Regions from separate parts of the Homo sapiens genome. Here region 1 is linked to region 2. The links are chromatin contacts, found by Hi-C or POLR2A ChIA-PET in ENCODE. All regions are on one chromosome and are shown on one strand. Each heading gives the region's core, a stretch centred on a gene start or an enhancer-like site at or near the end of the contact. The rest is flanking DNA. Distances are from core to core; before and after follow the strand shown.

What was found. A loop is a pair of places that touch in the nucleus more often than their neighbours do. ChIA-PET counts read pairs that join two places held with the same protein, here RNA polymerase II (POLR2A). Pooled maps may share reads with other maps.
Region 1: a loop to region 2 is called in a map of ascending aorta, with 9 times the contacts of the local background. The contact joins the promoter of NELFA here to the promoter of PCGF3 in region 2. A Hi-C loop is called at or near these places in 1 of 168 maps with a recorded cell type or tissue (ascending aorta) and 7 of 50 pooled maps. POLR2A ChIA-PET finds 5 or more read pairs at or near these places in 1 of 52 experiments (H1).

What each region holds. Positions count from the first base shown.
Region 1 is chr4:2,006,864-2,012,876 of GRCh38, forward strand. It overlaps NELFA (negative elongation factor complex member A), which reads right to left and starts at 2,111. Exons shown (of 11, transcript NM_005663.5): 1 at 1,887-2,111. The coding sequence starts at 2,096. It overlaps LOC124900839, which reads right to left. Exons shown (of 4, transcript XM_047416543.1): 4 at 2,143-3,310. The coding sequence starts at 2,898. The coding sequence ends at 2,143. RefSeq lists enhancers at 1,794-2,294, 1,902-2,421 and a silencer at 2,482-2,861.
Region 2 is chr4:702,204-709,150 of GRCh38, forward strand. PCGF3 (polycomb group ring finger 3) reads left to right here and starts at 3,629. Exons shown (of 11, transcript NM_006315.7): 1 at 3,629-3,767. RefSeq lists enhancers at 1,649-2,376, 3,417-4,402, 4,403-5,387 and a silencer at 3,352-4,051.

The sequences.
Region 1 (6,013 bases), core at 861-3,360, 1.3 Mb after region 2:
TCTAGCATTTATAATAAATAATAAAAAAGACACTCTTACAAAACAATGGGAAAAAAGAGAATTTAAAAGCAGATTTGAATATACAATTCTCAAAGCAGAAAACCAAACAGCAGGCCGAGTGCCATGGCTCACACCTGTAATCCCAGCCCTTCAGGAGGCTGAGGCAAGCAGATTGCTTGAGGTCAGGAGTTCAAGACCAGCCTGGGCAGCATGGTGAAACCCTGTAGTCCCAGCTACTCAGGAGGCTGAGATGGGAAGATCTGAGGTGAGGAGGTCAAGGCTGCAGTGAGTCACGATGGTGCCACTGCACTCCAGCCTGGTTGACAGCGCCAGACCCTGTCTCAAACAAAACACAAACACAAAAACAAAACACTCTGAAAAATAATTTGGCATGATCCTATGATCCTCACAATTCCACTCCTAGATGTTATACCCTAGAGAAATCCAAGATTCCAAACACCTGAACATATGACCGTAATGTAGTAACGGGATGATTTACAAGAGCACAAAAGCTAAGCGTGTCACTGTGGCAGAATGGATAAAGTGCCTCGTGCTCACAGACAGGAATACCACGCAGCAGTGAAAATTAAACTGCAGTCAGCTGCAACGTGGATGAAACTGTCACGGCGTCGACCAAAAAGACACATGCACGCCACACACAAAATACACTATGATACCATCACACTAACTCCAAATCCGGCAACCAAGCTGTGCCATTTAGGGGTGCATAAATAATTGCTCACACCGGGGAGATGGCACAGAAATGATTACCTTTCCAAAATGAGGAAGGGGAAAGGAAGAAGGCCGTGATTACCAGTGGGAGGCTTCCAAGGAACAGGCATGGTTCTACTTCTCCACCTGTGTAAGGATCACAGGAGTGGCTCGCGATGCTATTATTATTCGTTAAACTGAACAAAAATGCACTTTTCCATACATGTCATATCTCAATCAAAAGCAATTACAACCTATAATAGCTAATAATACATCAGTAGCCAGGAACGTTTAAACAACCATGGGGCTTCAATAGTCTGCAAAACTACTCGGTTTATTTCGCACGGAAAGCGATACAATATAAAGTTTAGGAAAAAAGAAAACAAACCTCACACACCCACTTATTGGAATGACGCAAAACGGCGTGTAGAAAAGAGTAAAACGGACACAGAGCGCTCCGGACGGCCGGGGTCTTTGCGAGGTGAGAACAAGAAAATCCAGTCAGCGGACACTGGAGCTACCGAGCCCAGGCCGCCCCTTCCTCACGCGGGGGTTTCTCTCGGGATCCCCGCCCTCGCCCAGGTCACCAGGGCTGCGTCCCCGACGGGAAACCCCGATGGGAGACCCCGCTGGGGCCGGCGCACCCCCGCTCCAAGAGTCGGTCGCTTCGGCACGGTGGGGGATTAGGGTGGTGAGGACCGAAGGCGGGGGAGGCGGGGGCGGGTGGGGATGAGTACCCGGGGGCCCAGGGAGGGGAGTGAGGACCTGGGGGTCGTAGCGAGAACCCGGGGCCCGGCGGGGAGGAGATTGAGGATCCCAGGGGAGGTGAAAACTTGGGTAGGGGTGAGGACGAAAAGTAGGGAGGTGAGGACCCTAGTGGGGGATTCCCAGGGGGCGAGGAGGGGCGGGGGGTCCTGAAGACCCACGGTGGGGATGAGAACCGAGGTGGGAGATGAGGATCGAGGCGGGGGATGAGGACCCAGGGGGAGGTGAGGACTGGAGGGAGGTATTCGGAGGAGCGAGGAGGGGGCGTGAGGGCGGGCCGGGGGGGTTAACAGTCTGAAGGGGGATGGGAAGGTTGGGGGAGGGAGCGAGGAGGGTCCGGAGTTGGGTGTGCGGGTCGGAGGTGGGAAGGTTGGGAATCTGGGGGCCGCGGGGCGCCACGCCTGCCTTACCTCGTCCACCGTGCGGCGCGGGAGGTGCAGCGTCCCGAGTAGCAACTTGAGCTTCACTGCCGACGAGAGGCCATGGAAGCAGAGACGGATGTTGTCGATGACCGCGGCCGTGAGCAGGGACGCGATGCTGGGCGGCGCCCACAGCTCGTCCGTGGCCCCCAGCTTGTTGTGCAGCCACAGGCCCGTGTCGCTCTCCCGCATGGACGCCATCTTGGGGGAAAGCGCGCGCCGCTGCCCCGGCATCTTATGAAGACACCTACGCGTCCCTCGCTAGGACCCCAACATGGCGGCGCCCGTCGGGCTGCGGGCCGCAGAGGCGGCGCAGGTGGCGCGGTCCCACGAGCGGGGCTTCCCGGGAGAGCGCTTCTGGGTGGCGACCGCGTCTCCGGGTAGCGGCCGCGTCTTCGGGAAGCTTTGTGGCAAAGCCGAGAGCCGGAAGGACGGGGTGCCGCTGAGCAAGGACTATCGGCTTCCGTAAAACATCATGGCGGCGCCCTCTGCTGGCTCTCGGGAAGACCGCAAAAAATGACGTCACGAGCAGGCGCGCGTATTCGCGTCTTGGGAGCCCGGGCTGCGGCCTGGCATTCGCAGTGCAGGTGTCAAGCGCCGCAGACTTGCTGCTCGCGCGGTGGGGCGGAGGCTCCCTGTGGCACCTGCCCCGCTGTCCGCTCTTCGCTTTTTCCCCGCTTGGGTCTCGGCGCGGACCGTGTGGACGCCCCGCCCCCGCGGGCCCAGCACCTGCACGGAGAGGAGCCGCGGCCCTGCGGAGCGAGCCTGCGGGATCCCGGTCGCAGCGCTGAGCTTCCGTCCCCCGCTGAGCCCGCTCTGCCCGTGGCGCGCCGCCGACGGGGCTGCGCTGAGCATGCGGGTCGGAGGGCGCTCGGGAGCTGTCCAGGGGCACTCGTGACCCCACAGTGCAGGGAGGCCCCGGCCCCCAGTCGGGCTGGAGCCGCCAGGCAGGAGCCAGTAGTGAACTTTTCAGTTTTAAAAGCTTGTCATTAGATACAAACATGAGTAAAAGTTAAACTTCATTTTATTAAATTCGTTTTACCCTTTTGTCTTTTTGACGAGGCCTTCCTATGTTGGCCAGGCTGGTCTCAAACTCCTGGGCTCAAGCGATCCGCCCGCCCGCCTCTGCCTCCCAGAGTGCTGGGGTTACAGGTCGGGGCCGCCTTGCTTGGCTTCTGTATTATATCTTTTTTTTAAAAGATCTTTTCCTTATTGTTCCACTGCCATGCTCCTGCCGCCGTTCACAGCTATTGCCACTGGGCGGTGGGAACGCCGGGAGAACAGGGCTCAGCCCAGCTGCTAGCAGTGCCCTGGCCCTGGCGGCTTGAACTTGGCAGTCCTGCGGAAGTCACACGGGGGAAACCCGCAAATGCTACAAATCAGTGCTGGAGCGGTGGTTTTGTTGATTGCTTAAACTGAAGAAAGTGATAGAGAAAATGTTGATGATAAAGATTAAACTTAAAACTGTCATGTCGACAACCGTTACATTGCAAATAGCACATAAAATTTAAGAGAATATTTTTTAAATGATTCAAAAGTGTCGAATTCAGCAAAGACAAGTTATTGACTAATGGGTGAAGTTGTGACATCAGTGGGGCTAGTGCTGAAAGAAGTTTAATGATTAGGCCGGTCACGGTGGCTCACGCCTGTAATCCCAGCACTTTGGGAGGCCAAGGCGGGCGGATCACCTGAGGTCGGGAGTTCGAGACCAGCCTGGCCAGCATGGAGAAACCTCGTCTCTACTAAAAATACAAAACTAGCCGGGCTTGGTGGCGCATGGCTTGCCTGTAAGCCCAGCTACTCGGGAGGCTGAGGCAGGAGAATGGCTTGAACCCGGGAGGCGGAGTCTGCGGTGAGCCGAGATTTTGCCATTGCACTCCAGCCTGGGCCACAAGAGCAAAACTCCCTCTCAAAAAAAAAAAAAAAAGTTTAATAATTATAATCTGAGGGTAAGAAATAGTTTAACAGTGGACGACATATCAAATTTAGTATGAGAAGAGTGAAAGTTACTTCAAGTTGTGAAATCATGATTGAACCGTAAACATTAGTTGGTTGAAATGAAAATTTTTGTTCACAGAAACCTGTGTGCAAACGTTTATAGCAGCTTTATTTATAATAGCCCCAAACTTGAAACAATCCGAATGATTCTGACCCCCAACTGTCTGTAGCTTTCTGTAGGATACGCAGCACTTTTCTGTATACAGTGCTTGATGCATCTTGAGTCTTCAGTTTTATGCAGGAAAAATCCAAGTTAACATCTGGCTTAACCAAGAAGACAAACCACTAGGAGGACTTAGTTACAGCATCAGAAAGCAATGGATTAATATTCAGAATGAAAAAAGGAATGCTTGTAAATCGACGAGAAAAAGACCGACAATAGACAAATGTGCAGAAGATAAGAATAGGCAATTCACAGCCTGGCCATCATAGTGAAACCCCGTTTCTACTAAAAATACGAAAACAGTGGGGCGTGGTGGTTCATGCCTGTCATCCCAGCTACTCAGGAGGCTGAGGCAGGAGAATCGCTTGAACCCAGGAGGCAGAGGTTGGAGGGAGCGGAAATCACACCACTGAACTCAGGCGTGGGCCACAGAGCGAGACTCTGTCTCAAAAAAAAAAAAAAAAAAAAAAGCAATTCGTAGGAGAAACCCAAATACCGGAGAAGCACATGGAGAGATGCTTAAATTCATCAGCAACCTGACAAACCCAAATTAAAATAACAAGATGCCTCATTACACCTATCAGATTGCAAAATTAGAAAGCCAAAGTTTTTTTCATTTTAAAACATGGTATCCAGTTGTTCCCATATTATTTGTCGAAATGACGATCCTTTCTGGACTTTTCTATCCTGACTTACTCATCTATCTTTATGCCAATACCAGACTGTCTTGGTTACTATAGCTTTCTAAAATAAGTGTTGAAATCAGGTAGTGTTAATTCTCTGACTTTTTTTTTTTTAAAGTTATTTGGGTTATTTTAGGTCCTCTGTATTTCCTTTTTTTTTTTTTTTTTTTTTTTTTTTTTTGAGGCAAGGTCTGGCTCTGTTGCCCAAGCTGGAGTGCAGTGATGCAATCTCAGCTTGCTTCAGCCTCTACCTCCTGCGTTCAAGTAATTCTCATGGCTCAGCCTTGCAAGTAGCTGGGAATACAGGCATGCACCACCAAACCTGGCTAATTTTTGTATTTTCAGTAGAGACGGGGTTTCACCCTGTTGGCCAGGCTGGTCTAGAACTCCTGACCGCAAGTGATCCACCCACCTCAGCCTTCCAAAGTGCTGGGATTACAGGTGAGCCACAGTGCCCAGCCTGCATTTCCATATAAATTTTAGAATCGTTTGTCAATTTCTACAAAAAAAAAAAAAGGCTTCTGGCATTTTGAGTGGAATTGTGTTGAATCTGTAGGTCAGTTGAGGGAGAACTGGTAACTTCTGTCTAGTGAACATAGTATTTCTCTCTGTTTATTTGGGTCTTTAAATTCTCTCAGCTAGGCTCATGGCTATGTAATCCCAGCACTTTGGGAGGCCGAGGAGGGTGGATTGCTTGAGCCCAGGAGTTGGAAACCAGCCTCAGTAACGTGGCGAAACCCCATCTCTACAACAAATATAAAAAGCTGGGCTGGTGGTGCGCCTGTAGTCCCAGCTACTTAGGAGGTTGAGGTGGGAGGATCACTTGAGCTCAGGAGTTCAAGACCAGCCTGAGCCACATGGTGGGACTCTGTCTCTAAAAAATTAAAAATAAATTAAAAAATAAATTTTCTCAGCCCCATTTTGTAGTGTTCAATGTAAGGGTCTTGCACATCTTTTCAGAATTGCCTCCAAGTATTGCATAACCTTGATGTGGTTGTAAAGGGTGTTGTTTAAAATTTTTAATTTATCAGTGTTTGTCGCCAGTATATAGAAATACAACAGATTTTTGTGTGTTGATTTTGTATCCTGCAGCCTGGCTAAACGCATTTATTTGTTCCAGTAGTTTTTTCATACATTGTATTAGTTTTCTGCAAAGACAATCATGCCATTTGTGAAGGCAGTTTTATCTTTTTTTCTAATTTATTTGCCTGACTCTGCAACATAAAGAGTCCTTATTTTGGCTGGGCATGGTGGCTCACATCTATAATCCCAGC
Region 2 (6,947 bases), core at 2,379-4,878:
AATGGGTAGAACTTCAATGGTCCCTGCTCCAGGTAAATGGCAGCAACTGTGAGCCCTTTTCTCATCTCGCAGGACAGCATATCCTGGATACCGGAGGTCACTCTGTAAGTAAGAGTGTGTGGTACCATCAGTCTCTTCTTTATCAGTCTTCTTTATCTTTATCTCTTCTTTATTCACTATCCAAGGTGTGGAGGTTCAAGAGTGTATCCGATTAACCGTGTGGATGGCCATGTTTTCAATTTTTCTGTTATACATTATGCTGCAATTAATAGCCTTGGTCATCCATCTTTTTTATTCCTGCCATTTATCTCTGGAATAAAGTCCTATTTGGGGGCCACTGGGCTGAAGGATAAATGCCCGTGTACTTTGCTGGATACTGTCAAACGCTCCTCTGCTCCCACCACTCACGTCTGAGAGCCCTGTTTCCTGACAGCCTTGCCAACAAGGTGAGTGAGTGTCAGGGAGAGCTCTGGGTGGAGTGAGCTTGGGGAAACAGGCAGAGGTGGGAGCAGGGACCTCAGAGGACGTCCTTATCATCACGCGCTGGGTGGAGCGCTCCCACTTGGGTGTGACGGGACCCGCTGGTTGGCTGCTCTGTTGAGGATTGACTGGGGGTGGGGGGCCCAAGGCTGTGGCACCAGTTCCAGCAGGACAGGGCGGGTTTGGGCCAGAGCAGCCTTGGAAAGCCATGGTTGGATGATGGGAAGTTTCCAAGACAGAGCTGGCAGGACTTTCTGATGAAAACAGAAGAGAGCAATTGGGAACAAGACCACATGTCTGTACCCCAGCAACAGAAAGGGTGGTGACAAAGGCAGTTGGATTTACCCCACAAAGTCCTGGAGCATTTGGTTGAGACATGGGGGTAGGCGCAGATGCCTGATGTGCTTAAGAGAGAACTCGGGGAGGGAAATTGGAGAAAGAGTTCCTGAAGAGTGACGCTGTGAAGACAGCAGAGAAGCACAGGGTCCAGCGAGCTCTTTCTGTTCTGCTCCATCCTCAAGGATGGGCAGACCCTCTGCCAGTTTGTGAGTGACCAGAATGATCTGCCAGAGAGGCACCCAATGGCCCTAGGAGGCCCTAGTGACTGGGTGGGCAGGGAGGGCGGACCGGCACCCTGGGGAAGGTTGGGGCACCCTCTGGGGGGGACAGGGGCCTCCCCTCTACTCCAGTCTGCTTGTGCCATGATTCCTGCCTCCCTTCTTTACAGCTCTGCTAAGGAATACGTGCCTGTATGTAATATGTGCACACCCCGAACTCACACCAGGACAGCACACACTGCCAACACCCTAGGCTTCTTTGGCCCCGATGCCTCCACCCTCGGGCCTTGGCTGAGTGAGGTCCCAGGAGGGTGCAGGTGGGAGACCTGGCTGGCTGCCGATGGGCCATGGATGGCCAGTTTGGGCATGAGAGGAAGAGGGTGCAGAGGACTCTGGGGTCTTGCCTCAGGACTGGCGGTGGGGGGTGGGGGGTCCTGGGGTACACAGCAGACTCAGGATGGCCTGGGGAAGCCATCCGGCCATGTGGCATTTAAGCTTCCTAATGACATTCAGCAGAAACAGAGCTGGACACAAGAGCCCAGGGCTCAGAGTCAAGGTCCGGGCACCGCTGGCACCCACCCAGGAGAGTAGTGGGAAGCCTAGGGGTAGGGTCTGCACCTCCTTGAGGAGGGGCCTGGGGCCTGGAGTGAGTTCTGAACTGCAGCTTACCACTCTGCCTCTTCCTGAGGCCACCACACTCAGCCCAGGACTGTTCCTGGCCTGCTGGCCACCCCCTGCCCCTTGCACCCCAGCACCAATACCTTGCCCCTGCCCTCCTTCTGGGATGATCCTCCAGTCCTCCCCTCCACATCTGGGGCCTGCCTCCACCAACTGAAAACTGCAGTCAGGGCTCTTGTGGAGGGCCAGCACCCCAGTACCCCAATCCCAGGCAGCCCTCTCCAGTGGGCCCCTCCCCTGCACTGGGCCACCCCATGGCTCCACGGAGCCCTCCCTGCCTCCCCTCCCCCGGGGGCAGCAGTGGCCACATTTAGTCCCTCCCCTTCACAGCAGCATGCCTGGGAATGCTGTACACATTCACATGTCTGCTGTCTGTCCTCCTCCCACCCGGATAACGTGTCCACCCAGTGCTGGAGATCTCAGCAGGCCCCCAGCCCTTCTCAGGCCCCTCTCAGCAGCGGACTCAAGCCGCTTCCCCACGTGCTGCACCATACCTGGGCCCGGGGCCCCCTGCCTGGTGGCTGCTCCCGGGGTCCAACTCTAGACTTCACGGGGACAGTCGCAGGGTCACTCCCTCAGCCACCACCTCTCCAGACGGGACGAGCTAATGACTCCCGACTCCTGCTCCATGCCTGCACCGCACAGCCTCGCAGCGAGTGCCCCTGGGCCTACGGGGCCTCCCCTCTCGCCACCAAGCCTCCACACTGCGCGGTGCCCCGCCGCCCGGAACCACAGTGGTCTCGCTTCCCACCCAAGACCCAACCTGCCCTCCCGTCCTGGGCCGCCAGCCCAGAACCCGCAAACCGGGAGACCCTAGGACCCCGCGTGCCTGCACGTCCGCCTCACCCCCGCACGCGCCCTCGGTCCTCGGATCCCGCCCTCTCAGGACAGTGCCAGTCCCACGAAGGCGCAAATGCCGCCCGTACTGCTCCACCCTGGCGGAGGGCACCCAGGTCGGAGAGTCCGCACGTGGGTGCCCTGTCCGTCCTGATGCTGAACATAACCTAAATACAAGCCTAAACATGACCAGACCCGAACCCCTGACCCTGACCCCACCCCTAATCCTGACCCTAACCCTAAACCCAACCCTAACCCTAAACCTAACCCCTAACTCTGACCCTACCCCTAATCCTGACCCTAACCGTAAAACCAACCCTAACCCTAACCCCTAATGCTGACCCTAACCCTAAATCCAGTCCTAACCCTGACTCTAACCCTAACCCTGACCCTAACCCTAAAACCCAACCCTAACCCTAACCCTGACCCTAACCCTAAACCCAACCCTAACCCTAGACCAGACCCTAACCCCTGACCCTGACCCCACCCCTAATCCTGACCCTAACCATAAACCCAACCCTAACCCTAACCCCTAATGCTGACCCTAGCCCTAAACCCAGTCCTAACCCTGACTCTAACCCCTAACCCTGACCCTAAACCTAAACCCAACCCTAACCCTGACTCTGACCCCTAACCCGACCCCTGACCCTAACACCGACCCTTAACCCTGCCGGGAGGGCGCTCAGTCCCGGCTCCCACAAAGGACAGCAGCACCCGTACTGGACGGCACCCCCGGAGGGACCCGGGCCTGAGGACTCTGCTGCTCCAGCGCCCCAGCTCACGATCGTCCAGGACCCGTCGGGTCCCTCAGCACAGCGCGGCCCTGTCGCTCTCCTGACCACGCCCCTCATGGCCCCGCCCTATGCCTCGCCCCTGGCCCTCGCGCCCCGCGGCTCCCTCCGCCGAGTCCAGGCCCGACGCGCCTGCGCCCTCTGAACACGCCCCTCCCCGCCCCTATCCCCACCCCTTACCGCCTGGCCCCGCCCACGCCCCTTGCCGCGGGGTGGGAGCCCAGACGCACACCGCGCATGCTCCGAGCGCGGCGCCCCCGACGCGGCGCTCGGCTCGGCTCGGGCATTTCCGCCTCTTTGTTTTAAACTCCGGACGGGCTTTTTTCTCCTCCTCTTGGGGGGGACCCAGAGGGAGCGGCGCCCCCTCCCCCCTCCGGCGCGGACCCCGCGTGCGCCTTGCTCGCCCGCAGCCCCGAGACCGCAGGTCAGTGAGTCCGCCCCGCCTGGCCTGGGCCCTCGGCGCCCGCTCCTCAGGCTGCGGCCTCGGCCCGTGTCCGGCCCGGAAGGCTCCGAACCCCGGGCCCGCGCTCCGTCGTCCCCGTCGGCCTGGCCCGGGAAGCCCTTGGCAGGCCCGGGAGGGCCGGCACCCCAGCCCAGTCAGGACTCCGGGAGGTCGAAGACCCCAGCCCAGGCAGGACTCCGGGAGGGCCAAGAGCCCAGCCCAGGCAGGACCCCGGGAGGGCTGGGACTCCAGCCTAGGCAGGACGCAGGGAGGGCAAGACCCCAGCCCAGGCAGGACTCCGGGAGGTCGAAGACCCCAGCCCAGGCAGGACCCAGGGAGGGCTGGGACAGCAGCCCAGGCAGGACGCAGGGAGGGCAAGACCCCAGTCCAGGCAGGACGCAGGGAGGGCAAGACCCCAGCCCAGGCAGGACTCCGGGAGGTCGAAGACCCCAGCCCAGGCAGGACCCAGGGAGGGCAAAGACCCCAGAACAGGGAGGGCCAAGACCCCAGACCAGGCAGGACCCCGGGAGGGCCAAGACCCCAGACCAGGCAGGACCCAGGGAGGGCGAAGACCCCAGCCCAGGCAGGACCGCGGGAGGGCAGGGACCCCAGACCAGGCAGGACCCCGGGAGGGCCAAGACCCCAGACCAGGCAGGACCCAGGGAGGGCGAAGACCCCAGCCCAGGCAGGACCGCGGGAGGGCAGGGACCCCAGACCAGGCAGGACCCTGGGAAGGTCGCGACCCCAGCCCAGGCAGGACCCAGGGAGGGCGAAGACCCCAGACCAGGCAGGACCCAGGTGAGGGCGAAGACCCCAGCCCAGGCAGGACCGCGGGAGGGCAGGGACCCCAGACCAGGCAGGACCCTGGGAAGGTCGCGACCCCAGCCCAGGCAGGACCCAGGGAGGGCGAAGACCCCAGACCAGGCAGGACCCAGGTGAGGGCAAAGACCCCAGCCCAGGCAGGACCGCGGGAGGGTAGGGACCCCAGCCCAGGCAGGACCCTGGGAAGGTCGCGACCCCAGCCCAGGCAGGACCCCGGGAGGGCTGGGTCTTCAGACCAGGCAGGACCTGAAGAGAGTTGGGCTCTGGGATTGCACAGGACCCCCAGAGTGCTAGGACACAATGACACATCATCCAGGAGGGTCTGACCCTGGGACAGGTCACCGAGAAGGGCTGGGACCCCAAGATGGGTCACCAAGGAGGGTCGGACCTGGCCACCTGGCAGGGCCCGGGGGGGCTAGGACCCTGGGAAGAATCACGGAGGAGGGCCAGACGTAGGGACCAGGCAGAATCCAAAGAATGCCAGGACCCCAGAATAGATCCCCCAGGAAGGTCCTGCCTTAAAGTGGGTCACAGACGAGGGCCAGGACCCCATGACCATAATTCAGGAGGACCTGACCCTGGAGCAGTCTTGTGAGTCCTGTGAGCACTGCTGGGACCCTGAGACTGCCCCGTCTCCCCCGGGACCCTGAGACAGCCCTGTTTTCCCCTGGGGGCCGGGACCCTGGGACAGCCTGTTTTCACCCGGGGGCCGGGACCCTGGGACAGCCCTGTTTTCCCCTGGGGGTCGGGACCCTGGGACAGCTCTGTTTTCCCCTGGGGGTCGGGACTCTGGGACAGCTCTGTTTTCCCCTGGGGGTCGGGACCCTGGGACAGCCCTGTTTTCCCCTGGGGGTCGGGACCCTGGGACAGCTCTGTTTTCCCCTGGGGGCCGGGACCCTGAGACAGCTCTGTTTTCACCTGGGGGCCGGGACCCTGAGACAGCTCTGTTTTCACCTGGGGGCCGGGACCCTGGGACAGCTCTGTTTTCCCCTGGGGGCCGGGACCCTGGGACAGCCCTGTTTTCCCCTGGGGGTCGGGACCCTGGGACAGCCCTGTTTTCACCTGGGGGTCGGGACCCTGAGACAGCCCTGTTTTCCCCTGGGGGTCGGGACCCTGGGACAGCCCTGTTTTCCCCTGGGGGCCGGGACCCTGGGACAGCCCTGTTTTCCCCTGGGGGTCGGGACCCTGGGACAGCCCTGTTTTCCCCTGGGGGCCGGGACCCTGGGACAGCCCTGTTTTCACCTGGGGGCCGGGACCCTGGGACAGCCCTGTTTTCACCTGGGGGCCGGGACCCTGAGACAGCCCTGTTTTCTCCCAGGGCCCGGCACCCTGAGACTGGACAGTGAGAAGGGCTCATGACATGGACAGGCTTCTAGATGACCAGGACCTCAAACGGGGTCACTTAGGGTCGGGACACTGGTGTGGACTGGGAAGAAGGCTAGGCTCTCAAAGAGGACCTGATGAGAGCTGGAACTTCCAGACAGGTCCTCAGAGGGCTGGGACTCCTGAACAAGTCACTGAGGAGCATGTAGGCCCCAAGACTGGACTGTAAGGAGTACTGGGACCCTCGGGGGGGAATCCAGCAGTGTCCTGAATCTGCCCAGTCCACTCAGCTGGATGCACCTGCTGTGAAGGCCAGGCATCTGGCATCCTGGTACCCGAGGCCCTTTCCATGAGACCCTGGGCCAGCCCCACAGCCCCTGCACATGAACCGCCTAGGTGATACCTGGGGTAGGTATGAGGCAGGGGCCTCAGGGTTCCAGGAGCTCCCAGCCCACAGGCTCCACACCTCAGGCTGGCACTGCACCCTCCCACTCAGCCCCTCGTCCGGGGCTGCTGTCCTGTCCTTGCCTTGGCTGTGGTCCGTGTCCAGCACCTTCAACCCCTCCTGCCCCTCTCCCCATCTTCAAGGTCATGTGAGTGCCCCACTTCCTCAGTGTAGAGGCGTTTCCAGTGTCCGGGAGACTTGGAGGAGGGGTGGGGTCTGAGCTGGGATGTGGACTCCTGGGCATATTTTGGGGACAGTTGGTCCAAGTCAGGAAAGTTGGAGCAGGCAAGGCTATTTCCCACTCCCTCTCTAGTAAGGGAAGGAATTAAAGGATCCTGGTGGTGATCGGGCTGGGGACGGGGGTTGGTTTATTTCTCTGAAACCTTTGAATCAGCCTTTTATCAAAAACTTGTGGGTGTTTTCCTTTAATTTGGAAGTGGTAATGAAAAAGTGGGGTGCATGAGGTATTCAGAAGCGAGCGGTCTATGCTGTCCTTTGACTAGGGAAGGGTTGTCTAGTGACATCTTGTCAGGGGTGTTTCCAGAGGGTGGTCATCCCAGGAACCCTGCTCC